Linked DNA regions of Mus musculus: region 1 is linked to region 2. Evidence: chromatin loops called from intact Hi-C (ENCODE). Cell type or tissue: left cerebral cortex. All regions are shown on one strand. Each heading gives the region's core, and the rest is flanking DNA. Links, peaks and the distances in the headings are about the cores only.

The links. Peaks named below come from ENCODE experiments on the same cell type or tissue, not always from the same donor. Only the 100,000 strongest peaks of a DNase experiment are listed, where the experiment ranks them.
Region 1: it touches region 2 in a loop (3-fold over the local background); 5 of 42 quality-filtered maps call a loop at or near these places.

The regions. Positions count from the first base shown.
Region 1 is chr11:108,147,753-108,153,695 of GRCm38, forward strand. All of the region lies in intron 3 of Prkca (protein kinase C, alpha), which reads right to left. Among named protein-coding and RNA genes, the nearest start is that of Gm11655, 22 kb to the right of the region's middle. In left cerebral cortex, for the core only: CTCF peaks have their summits at 2,737 and 3,936 (motif pointing right); DNase peaks (open chromatin) are centred at 2,831, 3,823 and 3,982; H3K27ac peaks cover 2,281 bases.
Region 2 is chr11:108,219,329-108,225,271 of GRCm38, forward strand. The region is part of intron 2 of Prkca (protein kinase C, alpha); the gene reads right to left. Among named protein-coding and RNA genes, the nearest start is that of Gm11655, 49 kb to the left of the region's middle. In left cerebral cortex, for the core only: no CTCF peak of the experiment used is centred there; DNase peaks (open chromatin) are centred at 2,301, 2,905 and 3,533; H3K27ac peaks cover 2,142 bases.

The DNA.
Region 1 (5,943 bases), core at 1,597-4,096, 71 kb before region 2:
GGTGCAGCCCATTCCTCCTAATCCAGAATAAACAAGACAACACAAGATCAAGTTTATAACAAGAATGTCTGTCTATCAAATGTCATAAATGTATGGTGCATATACACACTAACATGCTTTTATACATATACATACATATATATATATATATATATATATATATATATATATATAAAGGCATTACATTCTAAAATGATAGTAAGTGTAGTGAATACAGAATGTAGGCCCACATCTGTTTATCATGATGTCATTTTAGATACATGCTATTCTTTATTTAATAGGGCTGATGAAACATGTTTACAAAGTGCCATCCCAAACCAGTGATTGATGTGTTCTGGCTTTAACCTTATTAGGTGAGAGTTTTTAGTCCCATTACCATCTCCTGGTTCGCATCGCATCCACATATACAGTTTGTCCTGGGCTGAAGCACGCGGGGGGGGGGGGGGGAGCTGCTTTTGGTACCATTATATGTGACCTCTAGATTTTGCCCATGATTTCCTATCTGCCCATCTCTCTCTGTGCTGGGAACCTCCTTAGGCCACACTGTACCACCACACACCCACAGAAGCCCATCCTAAGCTTGCACAGGATGATGCTATTTAAATATAACCCGAGGGAAATGAACTACAAACCACATCATGAAAATCCTAGGCATTAAGAAAAGCAACCAAAAAAAAAAAAAATCCTATTTTTAACATTGTCTTACACAGAACACTTCCTTACGGCTATCTGTAATAATTTTAAGTTTAGGAGAAAATGTTTGAGCTTAGCCTGCTCTGCACAAACTCCTTAAATGTTAGCTAGTAAGTTTTAAGAGCATGAAATGACTCCCCCCACCCCCCGTGGCTTTATATAGAACCATAATAATTGTAACATGAGCTCAGTGCCTCTGTGAATGCCTGTCACCAGCCCCTGCTGTGGGATTCCACCCTGTGGCTTATTATCAGCCGCACACAGAACAAATGTGGTCAATCTATCTTTGAAAATCTGCTTGCTGTGGGGGCCTAGGAGCGTTTTTAGGGTCTTATCTGCACTCAGGACTCTGGTTGTTAAGTGAAAATTGAGAAGCAGGGCTTCATATTCTAAACAATGTCACTGTACATTTTATAGAGCTTGTGACATTCCGCAACTTCCAGGACACTGTTCTGTATCCGTGACACTAAGGAGAAGTGTTTTTATTTAATTTTCCTTGGTACACCCAGTCACTTTAGAAGAACCTGGGTGGCTTTTCCTAGTGGTGGCCACATGGACTTGGTGTACTTCCCCAGAGCAGTAAGAAGCGGCTTGGGAGCTCAGCTCTGAGCAGGCTGTGTAATTTCTTCTCTTGGCTGTAACAGTCATCTGCCTTCTCTGGGGCTATCTTGGTTTGGAAGATGGAAGGTATTTATTTTTCTTCCACATCCAGATCTAGAAGGAAAAAAACTAGCTTTGGATCCCAGCCAACTGTTCTTTGTTTCAAAAATCAATATACGCCTTGGAGGAAACAATATTAGCAAGGGGCCACACCCCCTGAAGCTCCTGGCATAGTAGCCGGTCTAAGAAGCCTGGAGATGAGCCTGCAGAGGGGAGCTGGAGGAGCATACTCTACGAACCTCCATGACTGCAATCTGCAGCCGACTTTGCTTATCTCATCGGTGGGAAAACAGCATGCGGCAGATTAGAACCTAGCTCTAAAAGCCACTCTCTGCACCATTCTTTATCAAACTTCCTTACTTGAGCCACTGCAAAGATGACAGTCATTGCACAGTCTCTGATAAACTCCCACCATCCCCTGCAACTAGCGTTGCAATGACCGGTGAACTCAATCGAGAACAAGTAAGAACATCTGCTTCTTATGTTGTTGTTTCTACAACCCAAAGCTATCATATCAATCGACCCTTTTGGTATTCCCAATGTGACAAGTATTTAAATGCATCTAAACCTGCAGTACATCAGCAAGATGGTTTTAGGAATTGGAATTTCTGTTGCAATTCATAAATAATCAAGTAAAATTCTAATTATTTTCAAAAGAAGAAGAAAAAGAAGAAGAAGGAGGAGGAGGCGGAGAAGGAGGAAGAGGAGGAGGAAGAAGAAGAGGAAGAGGAAGAGGAAGAGGAAGAGGAAGAAGAAGAAGAAGAAGAAGAAGAAGAAGAAGAAGAAGAAGAAGAAGAAGAAGAAGAAGAAGAAGAAGAAGAAGATCTGCTTCTTATGTTGGTAGGAGTCCCATAGACACCTGTACACACCTTGCCCATGTGGTCACTCAACACATGGGTTGTCCTTTTCTTAACCAGGAAAAGAGATTCGGGAGGGACAGAGAAATGCACTACACCCAAGAAGTGTCAAGTCTAGAGGTCCAACCAGAAGGACATTGATGACCTTTCACCACACACCTGCATGTAAATCATAGTCAATCTCCACACCACGGGAGGTTTGGGGTCTCTCCAGCAGATGAGGATGCAGAGGAGTAAGGGACCCGAAGCTAGAGCAGCTGAGAAGGTCACACACAGTCTAACCCCCTGTTCCATCCCAGTGTCAGCCATCTGCAAATGCCAGACTCCTACTTTCCCGCGCCACCAGCCTTGCACTACATAGCTGCAGACAGCAGAGAACTTTGTCATTGGCTGCTTGACACTGAAGAAGCCCCACTAACTGCTGCCAGCTACCCAATCCACTGCCCGCCTGGGGCTATTATAACATGGTCCACTATTCTGGGAGGACCTCCATCTCTGGCTGATTCATTCCTCCTCCACTGAGCAAAACCCTAGCGGCACGGCTGTCTTGTTCTAGCCTTCCTTCCACACCGGCCCAACCCGAGCCGGGTTTTGCAGAAAGCTGCCTCCCTGTCCGCCTCCTCACCGCTGCCAGGGCTCCTGACTGGGCTGAACAGCTCCTGGTGAATGTTACCCTTTGTCTCTGGAGCCCAGGGCTGGCTCTGATGGCTGGAAAGCTTGAACAACAATGATGAATCAGAGTATTTATTTTTGAGGTTTTTCTCCAAGCTGCCTCTTCATCAGGCCTTAAATAGCAGCATTCAAGCTGCCACAGATACTTCCAAAAGTTTGCTGGCCTGGAATTCCCAGGAGGGAAGAACTTCGTCTTCCTGGCAACAAACTGGAGCTCAGTGATGCCCTGACTGAAAGAGGGGCACAAGCTGGGTTTCTCAAGAGATGGCAGCCTTACCTGATTAAATTGATTATGCCATTTTCCCTGTTCCTGAGCACCCTCCCCCCACCCCTCACCCTTGCAGGAGAAATGGCGTATTTCTGTTTCCAAGTGTGGTGGCCTTTTCAAAACCTGTTTTCTGCATTTCACTCTTTCTTAATTGGTGCCACCTAGAGCCAGGTCTGGTCTGTTCCACCCAGGGCCAGGAAACTCAGCTTTCACATAAAGAATGATCCACACACAGTGTAGTTCTCTGATGTTAAAAAACAAACAAACAAAACAAACAAACAAAAAAATCAAACAAAAAGAAAAACAAAAAAACTTCATTTGAAAGTTAACAGTTCTTGTTAAGATCGAACGGTTCCATGAAACCACGGAAAAGAACCCCAAGAAGCATTTGCTTTTCTTGTTACATCGTTTGGCCCCCTCAGTCGGAACAGAAAGGTACTTCGCGCCTGAAGCATGTGTTTGACATCACAGATATGCCTGCCCAGGTAGCCGCTTTCCAGGAGGGAAAGAAGTCTGAACAGACAAAACAAACAGGAAATGAGAGCAGAGGGTCATAAAACAGACCCAAACCCAGTGAAAGTGTGAAGATGGAAGATGTGGTGCAGAAACACAGTGACACAGTGACGCAGTGACGGGAGATACTCAGCTCCGGAGACACCATCCTAGTGCGTCTGCCTGTGAACAGAGACATGCTGAAGCGGTCAGAAGGGAGGGTACTGTTCTTTTCATGACAGTCTAGATGATAAGAGGGTTTAACTGCTGCTATGATTGTGTGCCAATGAGGGCCTTGGTGTGGGCCCTGGAGAGAGCCTGGTCTCCACAGGAGGGCACACTGGCCTTCCCTGAAAATGCCCTGAAGTCCATTAAGCATGCCACGCTGTCAGGTAATTTGCTCATTGGAATGCTTCCTGACTAAAGGCAGACTTCTCTCACACTGGCACCCATTCCACCTAGCAAAGCGGCCTTGAAGTCTCACGTGCTCATAACTGCAAACAGAGCATAGACCGGCCACCAGCACACTAACACATAAAGATGGAGATGGCCACCCCTCCCTCTCACTGGAGAGCTCTTCCGATGCTGTAGGTTCACTCTTGTTTATCCGTGAGCCCACCCAGGGATTAGCAAGTCTCCCATCTTGAGGAATATAAAACCAAGGCCTAGCACCTCTGAGAGATTCACAGCTGTGAGTGTGAGCAATGAACCTGGTCCTTTACCCTGGTTACACGCTTCCCAAGGGGTCGGCTCTGGAATCTCACTGTTCCGTTGCATCAAAACGATGCAGAGGAGGCATGCAGGGTTCAATTTCAGTACACACATTGAGCTTCAGAAGTAGGAAAGGGGAGAACACTTTAGCAAGGGTCAGGAAAATGACCAGACTATACTGCAGCAGTAAGGAGGAGAGAGGGTCTGTCTGTCTGTCTGTCTGTCTGTCTGTCTGTCTCTCTCTCACACACACACACACACACACACACACACACACACACACACACTTCATCAGAACTGGGTTATATGATTCATGGCACGCCACACAGTACGCAAGTAGCATCTGGGTCATAGAGAAAAGCTGTCAGCACCGAGTCTTCCCAGGGATGTTAATTTTTAAGAGGTCCCGTGCATATGTAATTTTAAAATCTCAGCTCCAGACCTGATAAAAGCAGAGGCTGGGCTTGGCGTTGAACAGTTCTGTCTCTTAACACCGCTGCTAATGACTAACCTTGCTGCAGCAGCAGACCCACAAGCTTAGTGTTTGTTTCAAACCGTTTCCTCCTCAACGATTCTCACTTGGGAGATCATAATAGTTATGGCACTCAATAACTTTTACTGTAGGCTACAACAAAGACCTGCCTTGGTTGAGAAACCTTACAAACTATAGCCCTCAAAAGAGGAAGCAGGGACTGAATGGCTCAGTTGGTAAAGTATTCAATGTACAAACGGGGACCTGAGCTTGATTCCCAGGACACACAGACAGATGTTGGGTGCAGGGCAGGAGAGATAGCTCAGGGGTAGAGAGTACTTTCTGCACCATCTAAGACCTGGGGCTTGGATGCCAGCATCCACATAAGCCAGGCATCCCATGTGTTTGTGTAAGCCCAACTCTGAGTGGAGCAGAGACTGGAGGAGGGCTGGAGCTGGAGCTACAGCCCAGAAAACCTGACCCTGTCTCAAAGGAATAGGTTGGTTGTGATGGAGGTGGACACTCGAAACCCCTTCTAATCTCCATGTATGTGTGCAGGCACAAACACCAGCAGCACACATATAAAACTACACACACACACACACATATGAGATGTACACAGAGAGACAGGCAGAGACAGACACAAACACACAGAGACAGATTACAGATACACACACACACACATATACACACACAGACACACAGATACAGACACAGACATAAACACACAGATACCGACAGATAGACACACACACAGATACAGACACACATATATACACCCAGATACACAGAGACAGACACAGACAGACAAACAGACACACAGGCACACAGGTGCCCAGCTGTGTGTTATACACAAACACTAAAAGTCGGGTGCTCCAGAGCTGGAGAGAACAGAGATAGGTGGATCCCTGGGGCTCCCTGTCCAGCCAGTTTAGCTGAAATGGGAACTCCCAGTTCAGCGAGTAATTTTCTCAAGAAGTAAGGTGAGAAGCAGTTGAGGAAGAAACTTGATACTTCTTGCCCAACATGCATGTGAACATTCCTGTATAGACACTGTACACGTATGCACACACATGGACACGCATACACAGGGAAAGGGATGGATGTGGGACAAGTTG
Region 2 (5,943 bases), core at 1,142-3,641:
TTCTCTCTCTCTCTCTCCCTCTCTCTCTTTCTTTCTTCCTTTCTTCCTTCCTCCCTTTCTCCCTTCCTTCCTCTCTCTCTCTCTCTCTCTCTCTCTCTCTCTTTCTTTCTTTCTCTCTCTTTTTATTTCAATACTGTCTCTTAACCTTCAAGTTTTAAAATGGTATGTTCTCACCCAGCAGGTAATTTTGAATCCCAGTGATGACTTGACTGAGAAATCATAGATGTCCCAGCATGGCTTGGTTGGAAGCCTGACACTGGTGTCAGGCTGCTTGCTCCAGGCCATCTTGACAAGTGAGAGAGGGCAGAGGAGCTTATGTATAAAATAGACCCACGAAGGTATTGAGCCTCATCCCATCATCCCAGAAAGACAACTGATGTCCACAGGAGTCCAACATACCCTGGCAGCTTCCCTGACTAGTTAATGGTCCTGGTCAGTAGTTACTGAGATTTCTAGAGCTGGGTGCTTAGCTAGCTTTGGTTGCAACTTAACATCAGCAGCAACCACAAGATGGTCTAGCCTTGCACACTAAGAAGCCCTATGTAAGACCAGAAGCTCTACTGTGAACATCTAAAATACCAAGCGCCACCATGACATTGAAGAAGTTCTGGATTCTGGAGAATCTCACATTACAGGTGCTCAAACCATAAAGTCTAGGCACATTTTTTAAACCCTAAAAGCTCCAAAATCTAAAGCACTTCTCTCAGGTGTGATCACTTCATGCTAGACACCTAGAACAGCTGTCAATCAAGGCATACCCGGGATGTCCTGGCTAGCATAAACCACCGGAATAACTCCATGCCAGCTCTCACCTCTCTACGCTGTGTCTCTCTTCTACCACAGGGAGCATTCATCCAATGCTGTGGTGTGACCATCAGCAAAGCAACAAGATAGGCTGGACATACATTGCAGCCCAGCAGCGCTCTGCTCAAGCCAGCTCCCTGCCTCTGACTCTGGAAGGAAAGCAAGCCAGCAAGGGGGTGGGGGTGGGGGGATTCTCTAGTTTCTGTCTTCTTTCGCTTTTCTTTCACTTACTTATTTCAAAGTCAGCCCCCAAACCATCTCAGACAGGGGCAGAGGGATCACACAGCTAGCTCACATACGACCGTGTAGATGGAGGATGACAGTGCTTGAGGCTCATCGCCATCCATGGAGGGAGCATGGGGATTTTTGAGCACTATCAACTCTGGACTTGAGGATCGATCGATCATGGCCTCCTATAGAACCTCCTTTAGAACATCAATTGAAAACTGCTTTTACAGCTCTTACACATAGGTTGGACATAGGCACACTTAGAGTGGGCAGTAATGTATGTCTTATGTTGATCAAAAAGTACAAAGAGAGGATGAAGAGGTACAAAGGAATGTTTAATAGTTTCCAAGGCTACCCACCAGTGGCTTAGACAGCAGGGCGTCGTTGCTCTCTAGTTCTGCAAAGCGAGATGCCTGAAATCCAAGTGCTGACTCAGCTGATCCCCTCTTGAAGCTCTGGAGAGGATCTTTTCCTTGTCTCCCTCTCAGTCTCTGGTGCTTCCTGGCATTCTTTGGTTCGTACATGCATCATACCAACCTCTACCTCTGCCATCTCCACTACATTCTGTGTATTGTCACGGCCACTGAGTTGAGAGCCAGTGTCCACCTAGAGAGACCTCACAGGAACCAACCATAATGTCTGAATAGAGATCGGCCACATTGTGAGGTGACACATGGACATGAACTTCGGAAGGACACTGTTGGAGTGCCACACAGAGAAACCAGGAGGGAAGCATGGGGAAGGCAAACAGATGAGGAGAGCCATGCCTCCAAAAGAGGTCTCTATGAACTCTGTGCTCTGCAGGCCTGACCCAGACACCAAGGCATGAACAGAGTGCAGCGTGCGCTTAGGTTTCTTCCAGCCCCGAGGTCTTGGATTCCAAGTGGAAGGAAATCTCCCACCCACACGTTAAGAACCCAGTTCATCCAAATGCCACAGCAGGCTGTTTGCTATAAGTCGGTGAGGATGAGTGAGCTTGGCACAGTGGATCAGCGCTTACACAATCAGAGATACTAGGATAATCTTTCTTGGTCTATAAACTCACAAATGCTTCTGCATTTAACCATCTTCCTGGCGGCTCCACTTGAAACGTTCTTGGGGGCCTCTCTTTTCTCAGAGCACCCACCCCCAGCCAGACACACAGAACCATCTTAGAACCTAGAAGTCCAGGCAAGGGATGGCGTCTGTGTGATTATGAGAGGCAGTTCCCACCCCCCAGGCACACTTGTGAAGGGTGGGGAGAGCCAACTAAAATTAATGAACTTTTCCTGCCAAAAAGAGCTCGGCTCCCAATTCGGTCATGTGTTGCCAAATAGACAGTGTGAATGAAGTCAGCCTGCGAAGAAAATAAGAACATTCCAGAGGAGCAGGAGTTGGAGACACGCTGTCCCTGACTTCAGCACACTGATCTAAAGATATCCCCCACCCCAGCAGAAGCAGCCCAGACCTGTAGCTGATTCACCCATAGAATGTTTCTCTCCACAGCGCACTCAATATTTTGTAGCCTCTTGTTAATTCCCACCTCCCTTCTGTAAGCCCCTTTGTTACCTGGTCTCATCCTCTGGCTCCTCTGAGCTCAGAGGAGGCCCCTCTCTTTCTCTGACCCCAGCCATGGTCAGTGATAACAGGACCCACAATACCTACCTAAGTCTTAACTCCTCCACCCTTTACATCACAGTCTGTTTTCCCCTATACCATAATAAAAGAATCTGATGTCAACAGCCCCGTGGCACTCCTGGGTCCTTACCACTCTCAATGTACTTGGCAGAAGACTGTCAGCCCTGAACAACTTTCCCCAGGAAGCTGGCATGCTGAAGGGAGAGCCACAGGGCCTTAGCACCTGCCAAGACAGCCATGTGCAAGTGCCTGCCCCAGGGAGGACAATAGCCTGGCTCAGCTAGCGCAAACTATAATTGAAGCTGAATGCAATTAATTGTATAATTCTGAGTCATTTCAGATTAATTCTGCTAAAATTCAAATCCTAAAAGTAGGGCACGAGAAAAGAATCAGTTTCACAAAGAAATCAGACATAAATAAAGTCTACACCAGCCCTGGGTTTTTGCCCAACACTGAGAGCTAAGCACAATAACATTGGAGTTATCAATCAAAAATAAATTTAACCCAAATACAATGATATCACAACCCACAGTTTTAGATGCTAAAAAGCCTAAGCAGCCTTGTTATTTGGTCTAAGAAAAAAAAATGTTATGATATTTGGATGCCTGTGTCTGTCTACTCCCGGAGACTTTCATGTCATTCAGTCTGAAGTGGATAATGAGGACCACAAGAACAATCAAACCAGCTGTAGAAGCTGCAGTCAGAAAGATGGGCGTGGCCTGTGGGAGACCAGATGGCCGCACTTAAACCCTGGTTTCCACTCTCTCCTTGGGACCTCCTCGAGTTCCAGTTCCTGCTTCACCACGGAGCCTCCTGACTTCATGGGAGCCTTCTCTGTGGTGTCAGGCATGGATATGCCATGGCCCATGGCCATCTAGCCAGTAGGAAGTGAGCGGAGGTAGACTTCTGCATCCGGACTCAGGCCTCTGGGGTGTGGAGGGCTGTCAGCTTCCGCCTCCCAAATACTTCTGAACTTACAAAGACAGCAAACGCAATCAGGGAAACAGTGAGGGGCTCTGTGCACACAACATGGGGACTGGGTGAGTTCCTGTGTCTTTGGAGAAACACCCAAGGTTCCAACGGGGTTCAGAAAGCTGGGGTGGAACTCAGTGGTAGAGTCATGCCCTGATGCGTGAGGTCCTGGTTCTGTGGCTGACCTGGGAGTGGGGTTAAGGAGAGTTCGCTCTAGAACCATCTGTGGGCTTTTGGAATCTAATTTTACATTGAAGTGTGCAAAGCTCTGTTCTTAAAAGCATCTGTGCCATGAAAACAAGCAGAGCCCGTCTGCATCTTGTGACCAAACACTCCAAGAAGTTCTTGGAAATTGAAAGGTCTCAGGAGGAACCGGAAACCTCAACACCCATCAGGGCAGTTCCTTATTCCTGTCGCACACAGCTGCGCTGCCTGCTCCTCGACACTTCTTGTCAGCAGATGGGTTCCTGTGAGAACAGATGATCCTCTCTGTAAGTGCCCACACAGAGGACTCTGGAAACACCTGTGTTGAACCAGGACTCAGGGTCCCATTCCAGTCAGCTCTGGGGCCTGGGCCACTGTCAGACACCAAGTGGCTTGTGAGGGACAGATGGGGGCTCTCCTGAGGTCACTTAGTGTCCAGCTATACGAAAGCTGTGAGGACACAGACATTTCTCCAGACAAAATGAAGCCACTGGCAGTATTTTCCAATAAGCCCAATCCTCTAGGCTCCGTGGCTAGGAGGGTCACCCACTGCCTGTACTGATTCAGTCGGTTTAGAAACGTCTCTGTGACACAGGGGGGTCATAAACAACTTCATATAAATGAGAGACGTGCTCAGCAGAATGAGAGGCCTGCTGGAGGCTGCGAGGGAGGAAGCACTAATCTGATTTACTCCCCGGCGATGTCCCGTTTCCAATCCAATTTTCTGGACACTGAGATGGAGACAGGATCGAAATGGTATTTGCCAGGAGCAAGAAGAGAGATATTTCTGTCCCCTGGCCTTTGTCTTTATTAGAGATCAGCCCGGAGTGAGCCAAACTCTATAGGAAGCCCAGGGTTCATAACATGACTTTGTGTCAGAGACTTTGATTCATGGTCTTGGCTGGCAGGCAGGGCTGTGGGCAGAAGACGGGGACCCAAGCTCTTTCCCTGCTGGGCCCTGACATAGTGGGGATCGGTTGCCTGGGCACTTACAGGAAGGGTTCTCTGATGATCGAAGTGCAACCAACTCATCCATAATAGCTGTCCAGCCCTGGACACTGTGAGAATATGAACATTTAAGTTTTTCCTCCGAGTAGGCTAATTAGGGGAAAAAAAAATCAAAGCTACTAGCATTCTGTGAACTAACACAGTTTCAATCATGTGTGGCTTACATGCTATCAAAACAAAAGTCAAGGGACTGGACAGATGGCTCTGCTGTTCAAAGCACTTGCTGCTCCTGCGGAGGACTGGAGTTCAGTTCCAAGGACATCAGCTTCTATCAGAGTCTGTCATTAGCATTTCTGCTCACAGTCGAGGGGGAAAACAGAGCGCCCAGTAGGCATGGCTGAAGCATTTAAATGTCACTGGACCAATGCGTAGACTTTGCTTCCCTCGAAAGACAGATCACACGCTAAGTTGCCAAGTTTAATCTGTTTTCATCCACATACCATTTAGTTAATGATCAGGAAAATCAGAGAAAGGACAGCGACAAACTTGGGATACATTTGCCTCCTGGATCATCAAGAACTTATCGCCCCTCTCCTTCCTCATTAGTAACACACGGGTTGGGGGGTGGGGGAAGCTACAGAAGAGGCCAGGGAGTGAGTTTCACTTTCACCCAACCCCCAAAGCCTCACTCAGCAGGGGAGACACAGGAGGCAGTTTGAGGGAGCATCTTGTTCAGCTGTTGGTACAGCAGCGTCAGGAACAGGGTGATCTGGTCCCATCCACTCAGCATCTTCCTAAATTATCAAGCAAGATCTCCTTAAGGTCAACATAGAAGGAGGCAGGGGATGCTTACTGGGCAGGTTAGATGCCAGATACCAGCAGCTTGGACCTGCTGCTGCGCTTGTTGCTTTATACGCAAGCTGACGCATAGGCCACACTAAGCTCTCTGAGGATGAATTTCTGCCTGGGGAAAGGGGTCAGCACAGGGATGGGTGTGGAGTTCTGTTGAAAACAGCTCAATTTCTTTACATACTTTCTTAGAGCTCACACACTTTTTTTTTTTTTAAGTTTAGAGTTTTTCAAACATGGCATAACCTTCTATAATGTACTATGAAAACCACACAGTCTGTAGTAGTCCTAGCACTTGGGAGACTGAACCAGGAGGATCAA